Regions from separate parts of the Homo sapiens genome. Here region 2 is linked to region 1. The links are chromatin loops, found by intact Hi-C in ENCODE. Cell type or tissue: MCF 10A. All regions are shown on one strand. Each heading gives the region's core, and the rest is flanking DNA. Links, peaks and the distances in the headings are about the cores only.

Region 1 (4,397 bases), core at 294-4,293:
GATAGACTGGATAAAGGAATTGTGGCACCTATACAGCATGGAATACTATGCAGCCATAAAAAAGGATGAGTTCGTGTCCTTTGCTGGGACATGGATGAAGCTGGAAACCATCATTCTCTGCAAATTAACACAGGAACAGAAAAACAAACACCACATGTTCTCACTCAAGTGGGAGTTGAACAATGAGAACACATGGACAGAGTGAGGGGAACATCACACACTCAGGCCTGTTGGGGGGGTGGGGGCTAGGGGAGGGATAGCATTAGGAGAAATACTAATGTTGATGACGGGTTGATGGGTGCAGCAAACCACCATGGCACATGTATACCCATATAACAAACCTGCATGTTCTGCACATGTTTCCCGGAACTTAAAGTATAATAACAAAAAAATTAATGAGATATTTTACATCTTTTTTTCTATTGAGTCTTCAATACCTAGGGCATACTTTACACTTACTCTACATCTCAATTTGGATACACTACATTTCAAGTGTTCAATGGCCACATGTGGCTGGTAGCTACTATATTGGCCAACACCGGTTTATGCCTTTCCATGTGTGTGTCTTGTATTTGTATAAGTGTTACGGATATGTTATTATTAGACTGTCAACTTTGAGGACGGGATCCCTGTATGATTTGTCTTTTTCCCTTCCACAGCATTTTGCATATAATAGGCACTCACTCAGTGGGTTGAATGAATCAATATATTAACAAAGAAACAAATAAATGAATGAAGAGAAGAATGAAAACTCATAAAGAGCCAGTTTCCTTTATTCATCTGAAAATTTGGTAAGTTGGCACTGTCCGAAATGTTACTTTATTATAGTCACATGATCTATTAGTATTCTACTACTTGATTCAACCAATATTTACTGAGTACTTAATATAAATAAGGGATTGTGCTAAGTACTACAGTTATATCATATTGAATAAAGACACAATTATTGCTCTAAATGACCTTAGTTTTAGTGGTTCCTAAGTTAGAGATGAATTGCAATTTTCTGTGTACCAGTTTTAAAAAGAAAAAAATAGCTCATCATGCTGTTCAGTAATCTAGGGTCTTAACACAACTAAAGAGTTAAATGTATTTATTTAAAAATTTATCATTTTAGCTATGCCAAACAACTTTCATAAAATATGTGAGTTTTTTCCCATATTCCATCATTTTAGAGGTGAACAAAATGAGGGAGTATTTTAAATTCACATTACTAACTTGCAATAAGTTATCCCTAAGGGACTTAAGAACTTAGTATTATTTTGTGCTTCATGGAAAAAAATTGACACTGAGTGCTATAAATATATCAAGGACCAATCCAATTCAATGGCTTGGGCACATAAATTCCTCAGGGGAGTTTCAAAATCCATGTTCTGGCCCTGAATACTTAATTATGTCTTTGGACTTTTAGTCAGTAGAAAATATTTACTTGTCTGAGGCCTTTCCTGAATGGGAATTCTTTGAGGGCCAAGAGTGTCTATCTATCTATCTATCTATCTATCTATCTATCTATCTATCTATCATAGTCTCTCTACCTACCTATCTGTCTGTCTTAGTCTATTTTGTGTTGCTATAACAGAATACCTGAGACTGTGTAATTTATAAAACCAGAGACTTATTTCTTACAACTTTGGAGACTGGGAAGTAGAAGATGGAGGGGCCCACGTCTGATGAGGAACTTCTTCCTGTGTCATCTCATAGCAGAAGGCAGGAGGGCAAGAGATTATGTGTGCAGGAGAAAGAGAGGGGGTGGAAGAGAGAAAACGGGGGCTGAATACATCATCATCCTTTTATCAGGAATTCACTCGTGAGGGCAGAGCCCTCATAATCTAATTACCTCTTGAAGGTCCCACGTCTCAACATGGTTGTGCTGGGGATGAAGTTTACAACACATGAATTTTGCAGACACATTCCAACCCTAACACTATTAATCTACCTATCTATTTACCTACCTACCTATCATCTGTCCAATTGTGCACCTAGCACAATTTCTGGCACATATTGGGGCGTAAATAAATATGTTAAGAGAATAATGCAAAGTAAAATCCATGATGATTTTCATTTGTGATTCATTACATGAATCCTCTAAGTAATTTGCATTTGCCAGATGAGGAGAAAATGTGAATGACTAAGGTTGCACACTCTATTATACTCTTTTTCACTGACTAACTATATCCACAAATTTGTGGTGTACTTTCCTATAATGGTTTTATTTCCTCACACCTTTTCTGCTTCATCTGACTCACATTGTTACAACCCTTACATATTAATCATTTTGAAACCACAGTACTCTGAATCATTGATGGGTTACAATGAAATACATCCACTAGGAAGTGAGAGCACTTCTAGGAAACATCTTGGTGCCACGTGCCTATTTTGATAAGGTTCCAGGCTATCAATCTGGGCCCACCTAGAGCAAAGTACTAGAATTGATCTTCAGTATTCCTATAGGTTAACTGAGAAGTGCAAGGACATTTATTAATACTGTCAGAGTTTCCTGAGGCTATTACATGACTGGGGATGTACTGCATTTTAACCTTATTTCAACCACTTAGGATTTTTATAATCAAAGGTTATAGTATATGATTGAGGAATGAGTTTTTACACAGCAACTCTACAGTGGACATCAAACTTTTCCTTTTCCTGCTCAAGGTCCATTTGCATGTCATTAGAAGCTGAATTTCTGTGGTTTGTTTCTAGACATAAAAATTGGTTGTCAAAGCCTCTTGGGCTTAGAAGCCTTTAATCTTCCTATCTAACCATCTTAACATGGGTTATGTTTGTTTTGATAAACATACTAGTAAAAGATTTTAAGCAGTTTGGGCTCTGTGAGAGACAAATATGCTGGCTGAATAACTGAATGGATTACTGGAAGGCTCTAGAGTGGATGTTTTACTGGTTGTGAAATCAAAGGCTGTTATAATCTCGGTTGATATTTAAGTGTTACAATATGCTGCCTACAGACTAGGAAGGTTACATGTCAATCTAAAATTCTAAGTACTTGATATCTTTATGTATTATCACTCACCATTAGTATCTCAGTACTTTCATTTTTTCCAGTTAAAGATAATTTGTTTTTAATGTTAATTTTTCTCTTAAAAAGTATGTAATAACTGAGCCAATTCTTTGGAAACATTTACAATTTCTCCTGGGATTATAAAGCTCTCCAGGATTTCAACTTCCTCTCGAGCCAATTTGGTAAAATAAAATATGATGCCAGAGTACTGGACATTGGGACTCATGGCTTATAATCAAAACAACATTATCGTTTTGATATACTCCCAGCAAAACCCCTTTCTGTAGGTCTAGTTCTTCTCTGCCCTTGGCCCCATATTTTCCCCCACTGACTCCTAGAAATCATGTCCCTTTCAGTTATAAGAAGAGTTTTATTTTAGAATTAATATGTCATGCCTACTGTAACAATTAAAAAGCAAACAAAAGCTGGGTCTTTACCTAATTTAGGGCTGCTACAGGCCAACCTACAGGGTGAAGGGCATGTTGCTGGCTTCTCTAGTTCCCCTGCCTTGTTCTTCTCTTCCTCTGCTATCATTTCCCCAGGTGGTGTTGGACTCCTGCAAGGTATAAGAAAGATGAGGGAAGGAGAGGCATACTTACAAGATGCAGCCATCATCTGGCACTCATTTCCTGGAGTTGAGGCCATTGTTTAAATCAAACTCTATCCTGGGAGTGCCGTGTGGACCTTCCAGAGATCCTGCAGGGCCTTTTGGAGCACCTCTCTGGACTAAAGCAGTTGGTCACACAATCTCCCTATGCATGGATATCTCAAATCTGTTTCTGCCAAGGTGTCCAGCCCAGAGAGGCATGCTCTTGGGTGTTGTTATGGGTTGTACTGTGTCCCCTAAAGAGAGATGTTGAAGTCCTAACTTTTGGTAATTGTGAATGTGACCTTTTTTTGGAAATAGGTTATTTGCAAATGTAATTCACTTAAGACGAGTTCATCAGGGTGGACCCTAATCCAATATGACTGGTGTCCTTATAATAAGAGAAGACAGAAATACACAGGGAGCGTGCCGTGTGACAACAGAGGCAGACACTGAACTGATGTTATTGCAAGCTGAGGAACATAAAGGATTGCCGGCAACACCAGAAGCTAGGATGACTCAAGGAATGACCCTCCTCTAGAACCTTCAGAGAAAGCACGGCCCTACTGACAACTTAACTTTGGACTTCCAATCTCTAGAACTGTAAGATAATAAATACCTGTTGTTTTAAGCCACCAAAGTTTGTGGCACATTTTCTTGTTATAGCAGCCCTAGGAAACAGAGCTATCCATATTTGTATAGATTGTATGATACAGTTGCACAGCTTCCAGTGACCGCCATTATAGAAGCTAGGAAGAGTCAAGGAAGAGAGTTCTGTCAGAGACTCAGAGGGAGCTG
Region 2 (4,397 bases), core at 187-4,186, 120 kb before region 1:
GTCCCTGGCTCTAGCAGGCCTGTGATTGGGCACTGAGCCAATCTGATAATACTTGCACCCATGAGCCCAGGTAGATGATAGAGGAGTCAAAGAGCTACCTTAACTTCCATTGGTAGTAGTCAGTGAGCCTGGTTATTTTTTTGCTTTCTTTTTTTTTTTTTTTATGTTGTTGTTAAAGACAACAGGTTAGTCAGTGTGGCATTGGAGAAAAGGTTGTGCTTTGAAGTCAGACAAACCTGGGTTTAAATCCCTGTTCTGCCTCTCTAAACTAGCCATTTGTTTCATGTTTGTTTTTCCTTTTCTAATGAGAATCCTAATACCTATCTGCCCTGCAGGGTTGTTGAAAGAGGTATTGATAATGTATGATGTACATGGCCCAAGTTAGATGCTCAGTAAGTGAAATTATTATTATTAGTCTCTGACTAACAATTACTGTTTGTAGTTCTTTTGTTTTTAATTTCAAAGACATAACTTGAATGAAGTAATCCCATTCTTCGCTTTTTTAATTTCAGAGAGCTCTGCTTCTAATTGTTCTTTTCTGATAGTAACTGGGTTGCATTGATGTAAAGTGTATTCAATGATTTTTTCTTTTGCTTTTCCTCTGTTCTTTTTTATTGAAGCTGTACCTCTTGAGTTTCTATGAAGCAGGTGTGTATCTCTATCAATACTATGAAGTCTGTCTAGACCTTCCTTTTTTCATGAGATTAGTATTTGTTGAGTGGTCTCTGCCAGGCTCTGAGGATGCATAAGTGTGCACAGGGAATAGTCAGAGAGCTGAAGTAAAAACTTGTTGTGACTAGAATAATCCTATTGTCCAAATTGTCCCTATAAACTCAGACTTAGGAGTTGTTGAAGCAGGTATATGCCTACATGGTGAAATTTTCCAGGACTAAATAATAGGACATTTCCCCATCTGTTTATAGTAGACCTGGTGCTTCCACCCTGAGAATCAGTGTTTAGTCAAGGCCTTGACTCTTTTATTTGCTGATGAAGGAGAATGTGTGCAAAAAGCTACACTTTTCCCCTGCAGCATTCTCTGAGCACATTAGCAAAATTTCAGTAACAGATCAGCAGCATTACCTTAGTAAAGAATAGGGAACTGACAGAATACACTCATGAAAGATTTGCTTTCGTTGGGGAGGCCATCTGGAGAGGACTGCCAGGACAAAGGCAGCCTGGGACAGGGTGGAAGACCTTGGGCCATTAGGGTCTGTGGTCACCTCCAGGATGACCTCCAGTGATTCTCACTTCTTGTTAGTCACACTCTGTGTTGTTCTCTCCCATTTTGAATAAGGGTTACCTTAGTAACCAATAGTACATTGTGGAAATGACTCCTAAGTGTGACTTCCAGAGGCTTCTGCCTTACTCTATGAGATCCCTCAGATCAACTTCTCTTACGGGAAGCCAGCTGCGATGTCATGAGGACACCCAAACAGCCCCATAGTTTCTTGGGGTAAGGAACTGAGGCCTGCTGCCAGCAACCAGCACCAGTTAGCAGTATGTGAGTGAGCCACGTGGGAAGTGGATTCTTCAGCCCCAATGCAACCTTCAGTGACTGTAACCCCAGCTGACGTTTTGACTCTAACCTTTTGAGGGAGTCTGAGGCGGAACCCACCAAGCTAAGTTCCTAGCCCACAGAAATTGTGTGAGGTAATAAATAATTATTATTTTAAGTCATTAAGTTTTTGGATAATTTGTTAAACAGCAATACATAACTAATACAGAACCCAGCACATGGTGCTAGATTCCTGGAAGAAAAGAGCAACGTTAAAAGAAATATTAAAAGCGTAGATCAGGGAGGCCAAAGAGACATTTTCTTCACGTTTTGCCCCAAAGTGGTATAGTTTACACTTTATAAAGGGGATGTAGTCATGGGGCTGGGAATGGTGGGAGAAAATGAATTCAATAACTAATTCCCAGAGCACCTGGATGAAAGGAAAAAAAGGCAAAACGATGAATGTTAGTTTGGGAAGGACTCCTGGATATGAAGGCTTGGAAATGGATCTTTCAACATCCTGTGAAGTTGTGAAAATTGTTTTGTACTTGAACAACCCTTGGATTTCATCAGACAGTAGGACCACAGTAATGTGGGTAAAAAAAAGTCTCCTGAGATCCTTGAGTCATTCTTTTTTTTCCTCGTACAAGACTCTAGTTAAGGCTACCAAAGACTATCTCACCTTTTACAAGTCAACATGCCAATGAAGGCAGCAGTTTCAAGGCTTGGCAAAAGGTTTCACATTCATTTAAACAAAAGGGGCTCTTTCTAAAATTATCTCTAGCTATATTAAACTATGAATCATGTTTGTACCTCTAGGAAGGACTTAAGTCACATATTAGCATTTAGGGAAGAAGGCTTTGTATTAGAGAGTAAAAAATTTTTAAAAAACAAATTGCTGTCTTACTACATGGTTTTATAACTGTCAACTTTTTATGTGTTTTCAATTGGGGGAAAGGATGAGTTTCTTTGGAAAGGGGCAAGGCAGGAAATCAGTAATGATTCATACCACTTTTTCACATGCTTCTCTGATGAGTTTTAATCACAAATCTGGGTCCACTTGTGTAACAAAAACATTAAAAGAGGGTGTTTTAAACTACGTCTTTTTATTAATCATGTATTTGGTCTTGTAAACAATACACGCAAGCACATCCTTGTTACGTCAGTTGGAAAACAGTGATTAACTAGCTGTTTAGGAGACGGGAGTATCTTGCAATTTTATATGCACTTCTCAAGTAGCTGTGTGTTTTCTCTTGGGTGATTTAATTTGATTTAGGCAAATTAAATTTTAGAATTTAATTGATTTTTAATTTTAATGATCTCTCTCTTCTATGCTTTGCATTTAATGGCATTTTTTAGGACTGCCACAGTAGTCTTTTGAAAAAAGGGCACATTTACTTGAAAGAAATATACTTTGTTATTTCTGAGTCCCTTTGAAATCGCTGAAGATGGTTTTACTTTAGCTTTCCCTTCAGCCTAATTCCCTTTTCCCCTTTGTTTCTATTGGGATGAGGTAATCCTGGGTTTGTAGAGTCTTTTGTGATGGAAATGGCTATGACCACACAGACGCGGCATAATATTTACTTGGAATAAGAGAAAGAGAAATATCAATAGTGCTGCTCACCAAGCATTTGAAAATACGTGTGTCTTTCATTTCCAGAGAGAAAAATACCACTTTGCATGTTCATTATTAATTTGGGTAACTGAAATATAGTGTGTGTTCATAAATTGTGAATCAAAATTGAATGAGAAGAGGAGTGAAATTTAAAAATTAATTATGGCAAGGTCTGAAGTTATGAAGGCCAGATGTATTAACGATGCATTAATATAGTATAAGACATTCATAAGTAAAATAAGGAAGTTATATGGAGCTGAACAAGCTCATCGAACAAATAGGGGTGTATGTGAGTACAGACCCTAGCTTCGTTGTTGTAGCCTGATTCTGAAGAACAGGTCAGCAACCTTTTTCTGTAAAGGGCCAGACAGAAAATATTTTAAGCTTGGAGGCCATAGGCCTCTATCACAACTACTCAGTTTTGCAGTTGTAATAGAAAGCAGCCATGGACAATATGGAAATGAATAGATGTGGCAGTATTTCAATAAAACTTTATTTATAAAAGCAGGCTGCATGCCAGATTTGACTTGGAGACTGTAGTTTGCTGCCTCCTATCCTACAGAACATAATTTTTCTTATTTACTTACTTGTAGACCAATGCATTGGAAAGGGAGTTTGAAGCAGCTTACAAGTACAGGTCGAGCATCCCAAATCTGAAAATCTAAAATCTGAAATGCTCCAAAATCTGCACCTTTTCCAGTGCTGACAAGACATCCAAGGCAAATGCTCATTGGAGCATTTTGGATTTTGAATTTTTGAGTTTCAGATGCTCAACTGGTAAGCAAAAGGCAAATTTCCCAAAATTTGAAAAATCCTTAAAAATGTATATAGCAAGGTCAAGGCACAGTAGGACCTGGAGAGATTTTGTGGGTAGGAATGGAGTGGGCTCCAGCCTATAGTAGATTGAGTACATCTATTGCTAACATCCGGGAATCACTTGGGAGCAAAGTCAGTGTCTGTGGACCATTCAGTTTTCATTTGAGTGAATATTATATGTAACCTGTGCTGAGGATCTGCGTAGATGCCCTTCATATCAGCATTGGTGAGAGCCTTCCAGGTGGGGCCCTTGACACCTAGAGGGGTGATGGTTGAAAAGAGAAATCTCCTACTCTATACCCCAGTGTGACTAAACAGGCCTAGCTCATCCCCTCAACCCCTGCCACTCCACTCACCAAATGGAACAGAAATTAAACACAGCCTTTTTAAATGTATATATCCTTTGTCCCTGTGCTTCCACTTGCAGGAATCCATCCTAAGAAAAATTTTAGGGAAGCTGCTAAAAACTGA

The links. A loop is a pair of places that touch in the nucleus more often than their neighbours do. Peaks named below come from ENCODE experiments on the same cell type or tissue, not always from the same donor. Only the 100,000 strongest peaks of a DNase experiment are listed, where the experiment ranks them.
Region 2: it touches region 1 in a loop (4-fold over the local background); 1 of 110 quality-filtered maps calls a loop at or near these places.

Annotation. Positions count from the first base shown.
Region 1 is chr5:53,301,170-53,305,566 of GRCh38, reverse strand. It overlaps LOC107986380 (a long non-coding RNA gene), which reads left to right and starts at 666. Exons shown (of 2, transcript XR_001742510.1): 1 at 666-791; 2 at 3,556-4,397. In MCF 10A, for the core only: no CTCF peak of the experiment used is centred there; a DNase peak (open chromatin) is centred at 2,246.
Region 2 is chr5:53,417,215-53,421,611 of GRCh38, reverse strand. No RefSeq gene overlaps it. Among named protein-coding and RNA genes, the nearest start is that of FST, 61 kb to the left of the region's middle. In MCF 10A, for the core only: no CTCF peak of the experiment used is centred there; DNase peaks (open chromatin) are centred at 2,121 and 2,651.